Regions from separate parts of the Homo sapiens genome. Here region 1 is linked to region 2. Evidence: chromatin contacts called from ENCODE Hi-C or POLR2A ChIA-PET data. All regions are on one chromosome and are shown on one strand. Each heading gives the region's core, a stretch centred on a gene start or an enhancer-like site at or near the end of the contact. The rest is flanking DNA. Distances are from core to core; before and after follow the strand shown. Region 1 has its middle 38 kb from the start of LINC00524. Region 2 holds the start of LINC03117 (long intergenic non-protein coding RNA 3117).

The links. Hi-C counts contacts between places; a loop is a spot of excess contacts on that map. ChIA-PET counts read pairs that join two places held with the same protein, here RNA polymerase II (POLR2A). Pooled maps may share reads with other maps.
Region 1: a loop to region 2 is called in a map of ovary, with 3 times the contacts of the local background. The contact joins the enhancer-like site here to the promoter of LINC03117 in region 2. A Hi-C loop is called at or near these places in 6 of 168 maps with a recorded cell type or tissue (ovary, prostate gland, testis and 1 more) and 3 of 50 pooled maps. POLR2A ChIA-PET finds 5 or more read pairs at or near these places in 2 of 52 experiments (HepG2 and PC-9).

What each region holds. Positions count from the first base shown.
Region 1 is chr14:101,366,572-101,372,707 of GRCh38, reverse strand. No RefSeq gene overlaps it. Among named protein-coding and RNA genes, the nearest start is that of LINC00524, 38 kb to the left of the region's middle. Within about 2 kb of position 3,352, at least 3 of the 41 ENCODE cell types and tissues checked have a DNase peak (open chromatin) inside an H3K27ac peak, as active enhancers do; they include ovary, testis and uterus, where a contact is called at or near this core.
Region 2 is chr14:101,473,046-101,478,773 of GRCh38, reverse strand. It overlaps LINC03117 (long intergenic non-protein coding RNA 3117), which reads left to right and starts at 2,984. Exons shown (of 4, transcript XR_944220.2): 1 at 2,984-5,728. RefSeq lists a silencer at 1,408-1,591 and enhancers at 2,278-2,955, 4,259-5,037.

The DNA of each region.
Region 1 (6,136 bases), core at 2,103-4,602, 110 kb after region 2:
CCCCCCAGTCAACTCAGCTCTTGCAGACGAGCCTGGAAATGCAGTCTGCACCCCACCCTGCCGCTCAGGGGGACCTACTTGCCATCTCTGCTCAGGATCAGAGGAGCATCAGACCCCTGCCAGAGGCCATGGCAGCGTGGGGTTGGGGAGGCTGACACCTGTCCCATGTTTATGTGGAGCGGGGGCCAGCCCACTTTCTCTGCAAGGGCCAGATGGTGAACATCGTGGGCTCTGTGGGTCTCTGTCACAGCCGACAATTCAACTCTGCCACTGTAGTGTGAACACAGCCATAGGTGATATATAAAGAAATGGACGTGGCTGTGTGCCAATAAAGCTTTATTTACAAAAACCAGGTGGTGGGTTAAATTTGGCCCTTGGGCCATAGTTTGCTGACTTTTGATGTAGAGGGGTTTGGGGAAAACTTTGGCTGAATTTTATTTTTTGGAGTAGTTTGATTCTTGAGATTTTCATTATCAAGCTAAGTCACCAGTATGACACAACTCGATGCCTAGGAATGGCGACTTCTTTGATGAGTGTCTCTTCCAGGAGAGCCACCCAAGAAGGAGAGTTGCATTCACTGTGTCTTCAGTGACCAGGTCTTGCTTACAGATTGAGGGAAAGCCTTCGCCGTGCCAGGAACTGGGACTTCTTTCCCGAACTGGAGTGTGCGAGTACTGCAGTGGCCTGACAGCCAGTGGTTTCTGGAAGTGAAACAGAACAGAGCTCCTGCAGAGGAATTTCTGATTCTACTTTTCCTCCAGGTCCGACAGAGCAGAGAAAGCCAGTAAACATTTGCCAGGTACATGGTGGGGCTGGCGAACATTGTTGGCTAATTCACGTTTTTATTCGAACACAGATGGCTGGGCCCCTAGGAAACCTGGATGTTGTTTCCCTGTTAGTCTGAGTTCAGAAATACTCCCATGTCACCAACTCTGTCTTTGTTCTTATTATAAAATTATTACTAATGAGAGCGGCCATTTATGAAGTCAGTTCTCTGAGCCAGGCGCTGGGCGAGGCACTTTGCATTCATCTCAGTCTTGACAACAGTCCGGTGGAGGTAGGAGGTCTTGACCCCGTTGACAGTGAGGAGTGGAGACTTACCAGGTGACACAAGTGCTGTTCATCAAACAGCTGTTGAACGATGAGACTGGGAGTGAGACCAGCTTTGTTCACCTACGAAATCTATGCCTTCCACAAAGCCATTTCCACTGGGATCTGAGAGGTGCCTCCGGTACCACTGTATAGTGAGCCCCATGGCCTAGGTTTCCACTGGGAAGACCCCAGCTCCAGCCCTCCTTCCTTTCCTGTCTGGGTCCTTCCCAAGCTCTGCAAGAGGATGTGCAGGGTCAGCTGTGCAGAGTGTGTGGTGGATCCTCATCATGGCTCGAAGCCCATGTTGATGTGGACATCGCCCAGCTGTCCCGAGGTCTCCAGGGCTGATGTACCTCATGGGACCCAGTGTGCCAGCCTAAAGAGCTTTGCCCTACCCTGCTGGGCACCTGCCTCACTTCTCCATGACACCTCACTTCTCCATGGTGCCTCCCTACTCCTCACCCCAGCATCCTTCTGTCTGTGCCCAGGGCCACCCATGTGTGCTCCTTACAAGGTGCCCTTACCACACAGAGGCAGCTATGTGTTTCCTCCCCAGCCAGACCATGAACGCCGTATGTCTGGGATCTGGGTATCTGTCTCTGGGAATCCCCCGTGCCTAGCATGGTGCCTGATGCACAGTAGGCTCTCAGCCTGTGTTTGGTGACTGCACAAATAGATGTGTGAACTTACATGAGCTCTCGCGTGACATGATTTAATGTCATTCTTATAACAACTCTGAAGTGGGCAGAGTGTGTATGACTGTCCTCCCTTACACAAGAGAAAACAGGGCCCCTTCCGTGGGGCTGGCTGAGGACCCGATGGTGGGCCATAGACCAAAGTCATGGTACCGGTGATTGCATTCCTCCACAGAGCTTGCAGCACATCTGAGCACTGATTTAGGTCTTGGACCCAGCAGTGTGCATCATTCTTTAACCTTTACAAGACTGTAGAAGGCTGGTCTTACCTTATTCCCATTTTATGAAGAAACCAAGGCACAGAGAAGCTGAATATTTTGCCCTGGTCCTGTGCTCCCTGAAGCTAATGCCCAAATGGGAACCCTACGCGAGGGCACAGTCTCAGCCACGCGGCCCCAGGCGGCAGTGAGAATGAAGAGAAACGCCTGGTATGTGCTAGGCTGGGGCCTGGAGGCCCCTTCCCTGGCTTCTCCCAACCAAGAGCGCCTGTTTCTCAACACCTGCCAGGGACCGGGTTGCTGGCAGAGGGCATGGCCAGTGTTGTGACCTTGGAGATGGAGAAAGGAAACCAGTGCTGGGTGCCTTCCTCCCTAGCATCCCCGGGAGCCCTGGTCCTTCTCAGAGTGGCCGCAGGAAGCCTGGTGTGGTTCTGGATGAGGTCTGGGAGAGGGCGATGAAGGAGGAAGAAATGGCATCCCGGTGAGTCCTTTCCTGCTCCTTTAAGGCTTATGGAGAAAGGAAATTCATGTGGTGGCGAGGACGAGCTGACGTGGAAAGATTGCTGGCTTCCAAGCAGGAGGCTGTGGTTTCAGACTCTCTGATTTTGTGGCCTTGGGCTTGTTTCTGAACCTCTTTGAGGCGCAGTTGAGTTATTTGCAAATCAGGGATACAAGTACATGCCCTGCAGGTCATCTCTGACGCATTCTTAATTCCAGGCTTTGAGGATGCTTTGGTGGCCTCATTCACTGGGACTTACTAGCGGGCAGAGGTTGTGATTATAACGGAGGCCTACAATGCACGGGGTGTTTCATCCTCACCACCGCCTGGGAGGTGGCCATGGGTATTTCCATTTTACAAGTGAGGAAAACTGAGATCCCAAAACATAAGGGGTGTGCTTAAGGCCATACGGATCTAAGTGGCAGAACTGGACTCCGGGCCCAGCCACGCCACGGGCCACCTTCTCTCGGCCTGGCCGCCGCTCACCCCAATGCAGCATGTCCTGTGCCCGACTGGACTGGCCAATTCCAAATATGCTTTGAAAAGATTTATTAGACACATCAGGAGTTTTCATCAGCTGGATTTTTTTTTTCCTTTCTGGGTTGTTATTATTTTGCATCAGGAAAAAAAGGAAAAGAATTTAATTCATCCTTAAATGCTGGGAAGAAAGAATGCAACAACAAAAAAACACCACTGCCAGGGAACAGCATGAAGCCAGAGGGTGAGGAGGGTGAGGCCTGACAGAGTCCACCGGGCGGGGATGCAGAAAAAGTCTTGCCATTGGCGGCTGTTCCCTGGGGGTTCACGAGGCCCTCTTCACGGACCTTCTTGGCTGGCGCATGAGTTCTCTGGCCAGCTGGCCACTTGGTAAGTGTCCACAGGCAATGCTTGCTGTAAGGAAAATTAGAGGCACCCAACTCTGAGTTTAGAGGGTGCTATGGCTAGAATGTTTGTGTCTCTCCAAAATTCATGTTGAAACTTAATCCCCAATGCAATAGTCTTACGAGATGGGGCCTTTAGAAAGTGATTAGGTCCTCAGGGCTCCACTCTCACGAATGGCATCAGTACCCTTATGAAACGGCTCCAGGGAGCCTGATTGTCTCTTCCGCCCCTTCGTCCGTGAGGACCTGGGACAAGCGCCACCTCGGAAGCAGAGAGCAAGCCCCTCCAGATGCTGCCTCTGCCAGTGCCTTCATCTTGGACTTTGCAGTCTCCAGAATGGTGATAAATAAATACCAATGATTTAGAAATCACCCATCCCAAGATGTTTTGTTACAGCAGTAGGAACGGATTAAGACAGGGGACCATGTGGTGTTTGTGTGACAAAATGTTTCTGGTTCTCAACTGGAACAACTGCTGGGCACCGAAGGCCCAGGAGGGAGGCAGGCAGTGGGGTGAGTGCTGCTCCCCACACCAGCCCTTAGGACAGAGGTAAGCAAGGGCGGTGCCTGCACCTTCCATTTTTCTTACGTATAATTAAGGGTCCCAGTCCCTGCCTCAGGGAAAATAGAGAAGAGAAGAGCCTGTCTCCGCACACAGTGGTTTATATGTAAATGTGTGTCTAAGGCCGTGGTCCTCACCAGCTTTCTACCTGGGGCCGGGCCACATAAGCATTCTGAGCACATGTGTTGAGCTTATTTGTGAAGAAAGGAAGTTGGCTTGTATATGGGCATCCCACAGCCCTGTCTGGTTTTATGATTTCATGCCCTATGCATGTGCACGTCATTAGATATTTGACCAAGGGGCGCAGCAGAGGGACACTGACCACTAAAAGTGCATCGTCACAGAGGCTTCCCAAATTCCGCCTGTGTTCATGCCCAGCCCCGTCACTTCCCTCTGTTTACTGGGCCATGCCTGCTGCCTTGGCGTCTGCCTCCCCATGTCCAGGAGCTCCCTGTGGGCAGGAAGCTGTGTATGGCTCCTGTGATCGTACCGAAGAATTCAGAGTCATTGCTACACTAAGGACAGCCACGTGCCCACCCAATGGCAACCGGGGCATAAAACTGCCCAGCAGGGATCAGCACAGAACACTGATGTGCACGAGGGGTGCTGGAGAAACCCGCTCGCCCTCCACGTGGAACCCAGGGCACAGTGTGAGACGGATTTGGACAGATGCCCTGACCCTCCGTGGGCACACACTAAGCAGGCCCCACAGCAGCGTGGACCGCCCCGCGTCCAGTGTGATGGCAACTGTCCAGTCACAGAGACACAGGACGGTGCCACAGGCCTCAGTTGGCTGTGCATATTAATCGCATGCCTGCTGTGCCCATGGAGGCAGTGCGGAGGGGGAGGTAGGGGCTGGAAGGAGGAGGAGGGGGGTTGGGCAAGGGAGGGTCTGGAGAGCCACAGGAGCAGGCTCTCTTTCCATCAGCTCCCGGAGCCCTCCCCTCACCCGCTCTTCTTCTCCACACCTCTGCTTTCATCCTCTGAGGCTGGCCTCCATCCTCCTGGCTCCCAGCAGCGGGGGCTGCCTTGTGCTCCCTAGGCTGTGTGTGTGCAAACTCCTGTTTGCCTTTGCACTTCCCCAGGGCTTCTCCTGCTGGGGCTGGAGCCAGGGGACTGGATCCTGCTGGGGCTACAGCCCTCCTTCCCCAAGAGCTGTGTCTTGGAGAGTGAGGAGGAGTCGATGCGGAGGGGAGAGGGATGGCGAGGTGGAGAGGGTGAGGACACAAGGCACCCAGAGGGATAAGGAAACTGTGTCCTCCGTTCCCCTGAGGCTGCAAACCCGGTGGGGGACCCAGTTCAAGTCAGAAACATCTGTAGGTTCAAACTCAGGAAGCCAAGACCAGGAACACCTGGAAGAGAAGTTAGTTGCCTGAAGATTTTAAAGTCTCTGTTGGAGAAAGTTTTAGCTCGTTTCATGGGTGATTGAATCGCAGCTGTTTGAAGTTATTGTGAAGTGATGTGCAGACATGATTTAGTAATCATCAAATGTTAGCTATATACTGCAGGAAGGTATAAGGGGTGACGCCAGTTCTCCCACCCTACTCCAGCCCCACGCCACTCTGGGCTCAATTCTTCTGATGAGTTTCTCCCATAGCGCTAATTGAAATATTTGTCCTGGGTGCTGATTTAGCTGTTTAAACCCATTTGTGTACCCCCCAACAAAACACACTAGAAAAGACGAGGTTTGGCTCAGACTCGCCCCGACACCACCCAGCTTCTCAATCTTTGTTATTGTTTTTGTTATGTTTAAAACTTTAAATATGTTTATGCAATTTTTACACAGTTTATATATATTATGAATTAAATTCTGCAAACAAGGTCGTGTTTATATATAAGTGTAGTCCACCCTTTCTTTGTTTTGAGTTTTTTGTTGTGGTGCAATATATCTAACATGGGATTTACCATTTTGCCCATTCTCAGTGTACAGTACAGTGGCGTTAAGTACACATACGTTCCACCACGCATCTCCAGAATGTTTCGTCTTCCCAAACTGACACTCTCTCTGTTAACATTAACTCATCCTCCCCTCCCTCTGCTCCTGAGAGACACCAATCGCCCTCTGTGTCTGCAAATTTGACTTAGGTGAGGTCTAGAGGGGGGAACTCTACTGGATTTGATCTGTAGTCCACTCTTTCTGAAATGACCAACTTTTTTTTTTTGAGATGAAGTCTCACTCTGTCGCCCAG
Region 2 (5,728 bases), core at 1,735-4,234:
GGAGGCAGCAACCGCAGGCAGCTGGTCCCTGAGACTTGTCTTCAGAGGGAACTGAGACGGGACTGCAACTGGAGGTGGGGGGTGGGTGTGGGGGCCAGGCGGGTTTCTGAAGACCAGGAATACTCACTTCAGCAATGGAGACATTCTGCCTTCTCTTTTGCCCACTCAGTCCCATTTGTTGTTTTGCTTTGTTTTTATAAACTTTTATTTTGGAACAATTTTAGATTTATAGAAAAGTTACGATAGTACAGAGAGTTCCCGTTCGCCCCCCACCCGGTCTTCCCTTTGTGAACCGCGCACATTACCGTGGTACATTTGCCAGCACTCAGAAGCTGACATTGGGCCATTGTTAACTCAATTCCAGACTTTATTTGGATTTCGCTAGTTTTCCCATTAATGTCCTGTCTCTGTTCCAGGACCCACGCCAGGGGACTTCATTGCATTTAGTTGTCACGTCTCCCCCGGCTCCTCTGGTCTGTGTCACGTTGTTTTTGATACCTGCTCTGGGCCAAGACTAGGACCAGAGAGGTGAGCGAAGAGAGCTCTGGTGGCTCCGGGCCAGGGGTCGGGCAGACAGGGCGCCCTTCCATGGTGCTGGAGAGCTGGCAGGACAAATGGCCTGGGCTCACAGGGACGGCCAGCAAAGGCAGGCACAGGGGGCTTTGGAATTGCTTTAAAAGGGGAGAGGGGGCTCTGATTGAAAACCCAGCGTGAATAATAGCATCCAGCACTGTATTTTGATGGGATAATTGTTTTATATTTGTAAAGATTCTTAATTATCTCCAGCAAATGCATTTAGCTCACTTGGTAATTGAATTAAGGAAAATGTTTTTTCAAGCATTGTAAGTCATTGCTATAATAAAAGAGAAGGAAGAATGACTTTAAAGTACCTCCCTACATGACCTAGACAAACTTGTTATGACTGAAAGCTGAGTAATCCCATTAAGGCCTTAGTTGGTTCTAATAGAACAGGCATTCTGGAGATGCCAAATGAAAATCGCAAGAGATGGTGGAAACTTCCTTTCTTTGGGAAGCCTCTGTCGACCCCACTTCGAGCGGATCCTGCCGTCCTGGTGCCCTGGGCATACTTTTATTTTTGTGCTTATCACACTGACCTGTGATAGCCTCCTGGTCAGCCTCAACTCCCCTTTATCCCCTACGTGTCCTGAGAGCTCAGATGGACGGCATTTGCCCACTTCAGTATTTCCCAGCACAGTCAATAAAGGAGCACATGAGATGCTTCCCAACCTGTGTGAATACCCTTCCTGACACAGCAGAGAACAGTCCTTCATAAATCCTGTGTCTTTGGAGGGACGTTTTCTGGCACACTGCGGCAGCTGTGGCTTGCAATGTCTAAGTTACCAGGATGTCGGTGGGGAGGGCCCTGACCAGGGCGGAGTAGGGGGACCTGCAGCGTCTGGGAGCATGAAGCCTTGCTGCTGGAGTCTCCAGGCTCGCCAGGCAGGGCTGGGGGTGGCGCTGGGAGGAGCCCAGACAGATAGGCCCTGAGCTTTGAAGAAAAATCAATATTCAGCAGGGAGTTGATTGTGTCATAAACGTCTCGAGTTGCACTGCCACTTCCTGGCCCCTGAGTGGCCCAAGGTGAGCTCTGCTGAGGAGAGAGCTGCCCTGCCTACCCCTCCCCTGCACTGCCTGTCTGAGGTCACAGAAGGAGCAGGAGAAAGGCAGCAGGCATCTTAGGTGGTAAAGCCACTCAGTGAGCCACAGCAGCGAGGCGAGGATGGTGGCTCCCTCTTTCTTTCGGAGGTGCATACATTCAACAAATAACTACTCAATGCCCACCATGCCCAGTCCTGGGGCCAGGCTCTGGTGATGCGGCCAGGAGCCCGGCAGACAGTGTGCTGCCTGCATGGAGTCTACAGTCCTGTGTGGAGATCAATGTTGAACGGGGAAATGAAACAGAAAACTGGCCAAGTAGAGGCTGATAAGCGTCATCCAGCAAAGCAATGAACAGGCAGGTGGAGGCTCGGGAGGGCTGGGCAGGGCTGCTGCAGATGGGCAGGGCTCTGGGCACTCGGCTGGGCAGGAGCCTGGGCAGTGGGGGGACTGGCTCCCAACACAGCCACTCCCCAACCACTCTTGGCTTCTCTGCTTCCTTCCTTCTCTCCCTGCCTCCTTCCCACACCTATGCCCAGGTGCTCCTGTAGCTCTGGCTTGCGTAGGGACACTGCCAAGTGGCCCATCCCCTTCATTTCGTAGTCCAGATGCTCTGACAGTGACCCCAGGTGACCGCCCATGCATCGCCTGTCCTGGTGGGGGCCATCCTGTGCCATCATTGGGGGGGGGGTGCAGTGTGCATGACACGGCACAGCATGGCTCATAGCTGCCCAGCACCAGGGGCTGAGGGGGTGATGGGCATAGCAGTGAGCATTCCATCTGGGATTGAGTCCTGCTTGCCTCTGTCAGGGGATGTCCTTAGGCAAGTCCCTTAACATGCATGTGCCTCAGTTTTGTCACCTGTAGCCCAGTGCCTCATGGTGCCAAGGAGGTCACAAGCATGAAGCCCCTGGCAGGGTGTGCCGGGCACGTGTGCACATGCCCCCTGGAGGGGATTCATCATCGCGGGCGGAGCTCTGCAGTTCCAGCCTCCTGAGGGTCCTGATGCCTCACGAGGCCAAGAGGCAAAGGGTTTTGTAACTTACATAACCGCAGAGAAAGGCAAGGTTGCTGCTCACAATGATGCTTTCACAGGGCGGCTCTGGGACGGCATCCTCACCCGACTATATGGAATTCCACATCCTTTCCGAATCTTGGTGTTACACAATAGTCACTGAGATATCATGTACCCCATTAACGTTGAGACTTTTATGTATTTACAATTCAGCTTAAATTTTTACCCAGAGAAGTTTTCAAAATGTAACATGTGTTAGTCACTGTGTGAATTGCGAAACCAAGGAAATATCTCCAAAGTGCTGGCCTTGACAATGTAATCTGGCAAGGCTTGGGGAGGAATAAAAATAACACTTCTCAGCATCGCCGTCTCTGAGGGCAGGAGTGATCTGGAGCCCTCCCCAAGCCCACAGGTAGTCGGGCGGCATGTGCGGGCCTGGGGGGCCCCACTGGGGTCTTCTCTCCTCTTCCCCGGCCCCTCCCCGAGGCCAGGACAAGTCCTGCCTGCCCTGAACGGGGGCGGCTGAGCCCAGGTTGGGGTGGTGGTGAGACAGGGAGACTGGGGAGCTGGGCACCCTGATGGGGGTTCTGGGCCTGCCACTCATCAGCCTGGAGGTCCGGGGCTTTTCCCCAACCCCCTGTGCACGGAAAGGTTTAGGGGCCATGCCCCAGGTGGCCACAGCGACGGGAAGCTCCCTGGCTGCCTCAAAGGGCTGTTCTGTGGGGGGACCTGGTCCAGGATGATGGAGGGGAGGCAGCAACTGGACTTTTCCCCTTGCAGCTGTAAGGATAGCTTGATTTTTCTAAGGACAACAACCCTGTGTCTCCCCACTGAGTTACAAGCCCGCAGGTGGCTTGATGAACATGTGGTTTCTGGATGTGACATGAAAGTTAGCATTTGCGCGCTCTTTGGTTTCCCTGGGTTTGTTTTTCTTGCTCTTACAGTCCTGAACTATTCCCAATCGTGTTTATGTTGAGGCAGAAGACATGGCTGTGGAGTGTCGGTGCACCAGGGTCTGCCGGGTCCCCGCCTCCCCATCCTTCCAAGAGGCACCAGCTGCAAGGCACGTGCATGTGCCCTCCTGACCCCCCGGTCCCCAAAGAGCCTGCTCCCGTCACTCCAGGCAGGCACTGTTGCTGGGATTTCAAGGCAGCTGAGTGCAGAGCCCACTGCAGAGGCATCAGCCCCTCCCAGGCCTCTAGGAAACCTGCTCCTCCCCTCCCTCCACAGGCATCTGCTTACAGCGCCAGCGGTGCCTCGTGCTCCACCTGGAGCACCACTGTCTGTCAGGGACACGGGCTCCCAGAGGGCTGCACGTGAATGATTTCCGACCCTCACAACAGCCAGGAAGTAGGGACTGGGATTGTTCCCATTCTGTAGATGAGAAGACTGAGGCTTGGGATAACGTGCTTGCCCAAGTTGGCATGGGCAGTACAAGACAAAGCTGGGGTTGCAAATGATCACGCTTCCTATTCTGAATATTTCTTTTTCTGCCACCTTCTCCTCTGAGTGCTGGCTTTCCCTACTTACCAAGCCCCCAGCTGCTCACTGCGGTGCCAGAGCACCCAAGAGCCTCCTCTGGCAGTGCCATGGCCCACAGCACACTCCCCTTGGCTCTATCAGGCCTCCCTTTTGGCTTGAGTGCCACCCACTCACTCCTCTCCTGCTTTCTGGCATCGTTATTTAATTGTCCAACCCTGGTCTGCTCAGTTAGACCGTAAACTCTGAGAGGACGAGGAGTCTTCGCCGGCTGCCCCCCGGGCCTGGCCTGGGGCTGCCACGTAGCTGAATCTCAGCCACACTTGCTGTAGAATGATTTGTTATTATTCTCTGAGGCTGGGTTTCCACGTGGCTGGGCACAGGAGGACAGAGTCCCCCTCCCCGTCCAGGTCCTTGGCTGGCCAGCATTTCAAATGATATTGTTTCATATTAAATTATTTTAAATTCCATGGACCCTGGTTTCACAATCAAATAATTCGATCTTGTTTACAAATGGAATTTTTAGTTTTTGACGGTTTCTTGCTTTGCTGGGCTGGACGGTCAGTGAATGCGTGTCCTCCCGTGCCCTCCAGTCCATCTCTGTTGCCTTCCCCGGGATGCCGTGGAGGCCGGGAACCGTCCCCAGGAGTGGGGACGTGGTCAGGAGGGTGGGGTCAGGCAGCCCTGTGCAGGCAGACAGCTCACAGTGCTCGGGGCCTGGAGGCGGGGGCGTTCTCTGCTTGCCCTCTTCCAGCTCTAGACATGAGAAAACCCACAAAGAACAGAATTGGAAGGGATCTTTGACACACGTGATTCCAACATCCCCTTTTACAGTTAGGAAACTGAGGCACAAGATCCTGGTTCTTGGGGTTGGGCCTTGGACCCAGCACTGGGTCTTTGCACAGCCTCCTCAGGACTGATCCACACTTTGTTCTCTTCCCCACCAACCCCATCACTTCCCGTTAGGTGCCACTTACTGCTTTCACCTACCGAGACAGAGAGAGGGAAAAGTGTGACCTCTGACCTCTAGGAGCTAGGAACCCAGTGTTGGGAGGGGAGCTGCGGAGGAGGAGACAAAGGAGGCACAATGAGGTGGACCCTACGGGGTTGGGAGGAGCTTGGAAGGCAGTTCAGAAAGGACACGTAGGAGAAGGCAGGGTGGGACTGTGGGACAGCAGGCCGGGCGCATCCAGCGGCGTTTGCAAAGCCGGAGAAGTGGCCAAGCTCAGTGGCTGTGGCCAGATGCCATTTGTGGCAGTTGATGAGAATCTTGTGACTATTTTAACCGATGTGTTAAACTTCACTCTCCCCCTGTCAGTCTCCTTGTCACCTTGGAGAATGTTATTAGTCAAGGTTCTCCAGAGAAACAGAACCAACAGAATGTACACACATGCACACACATACACATGCACACACACACACATACACACGCACACACACACACACACAAACAGGGATTTATTGTAAAGAACTGGCTCCTGGAATAACTGAATTGATAAGTCCCAAGATTTTCAGTCAGCAAGCTGGAGACCCAGAAGAGGCTACTAGGGACTAGACATGTCCCCCCAAAATTCATATGGTGGACCCCAACCTCCAATGTGATGGTCTTAGGAGGTG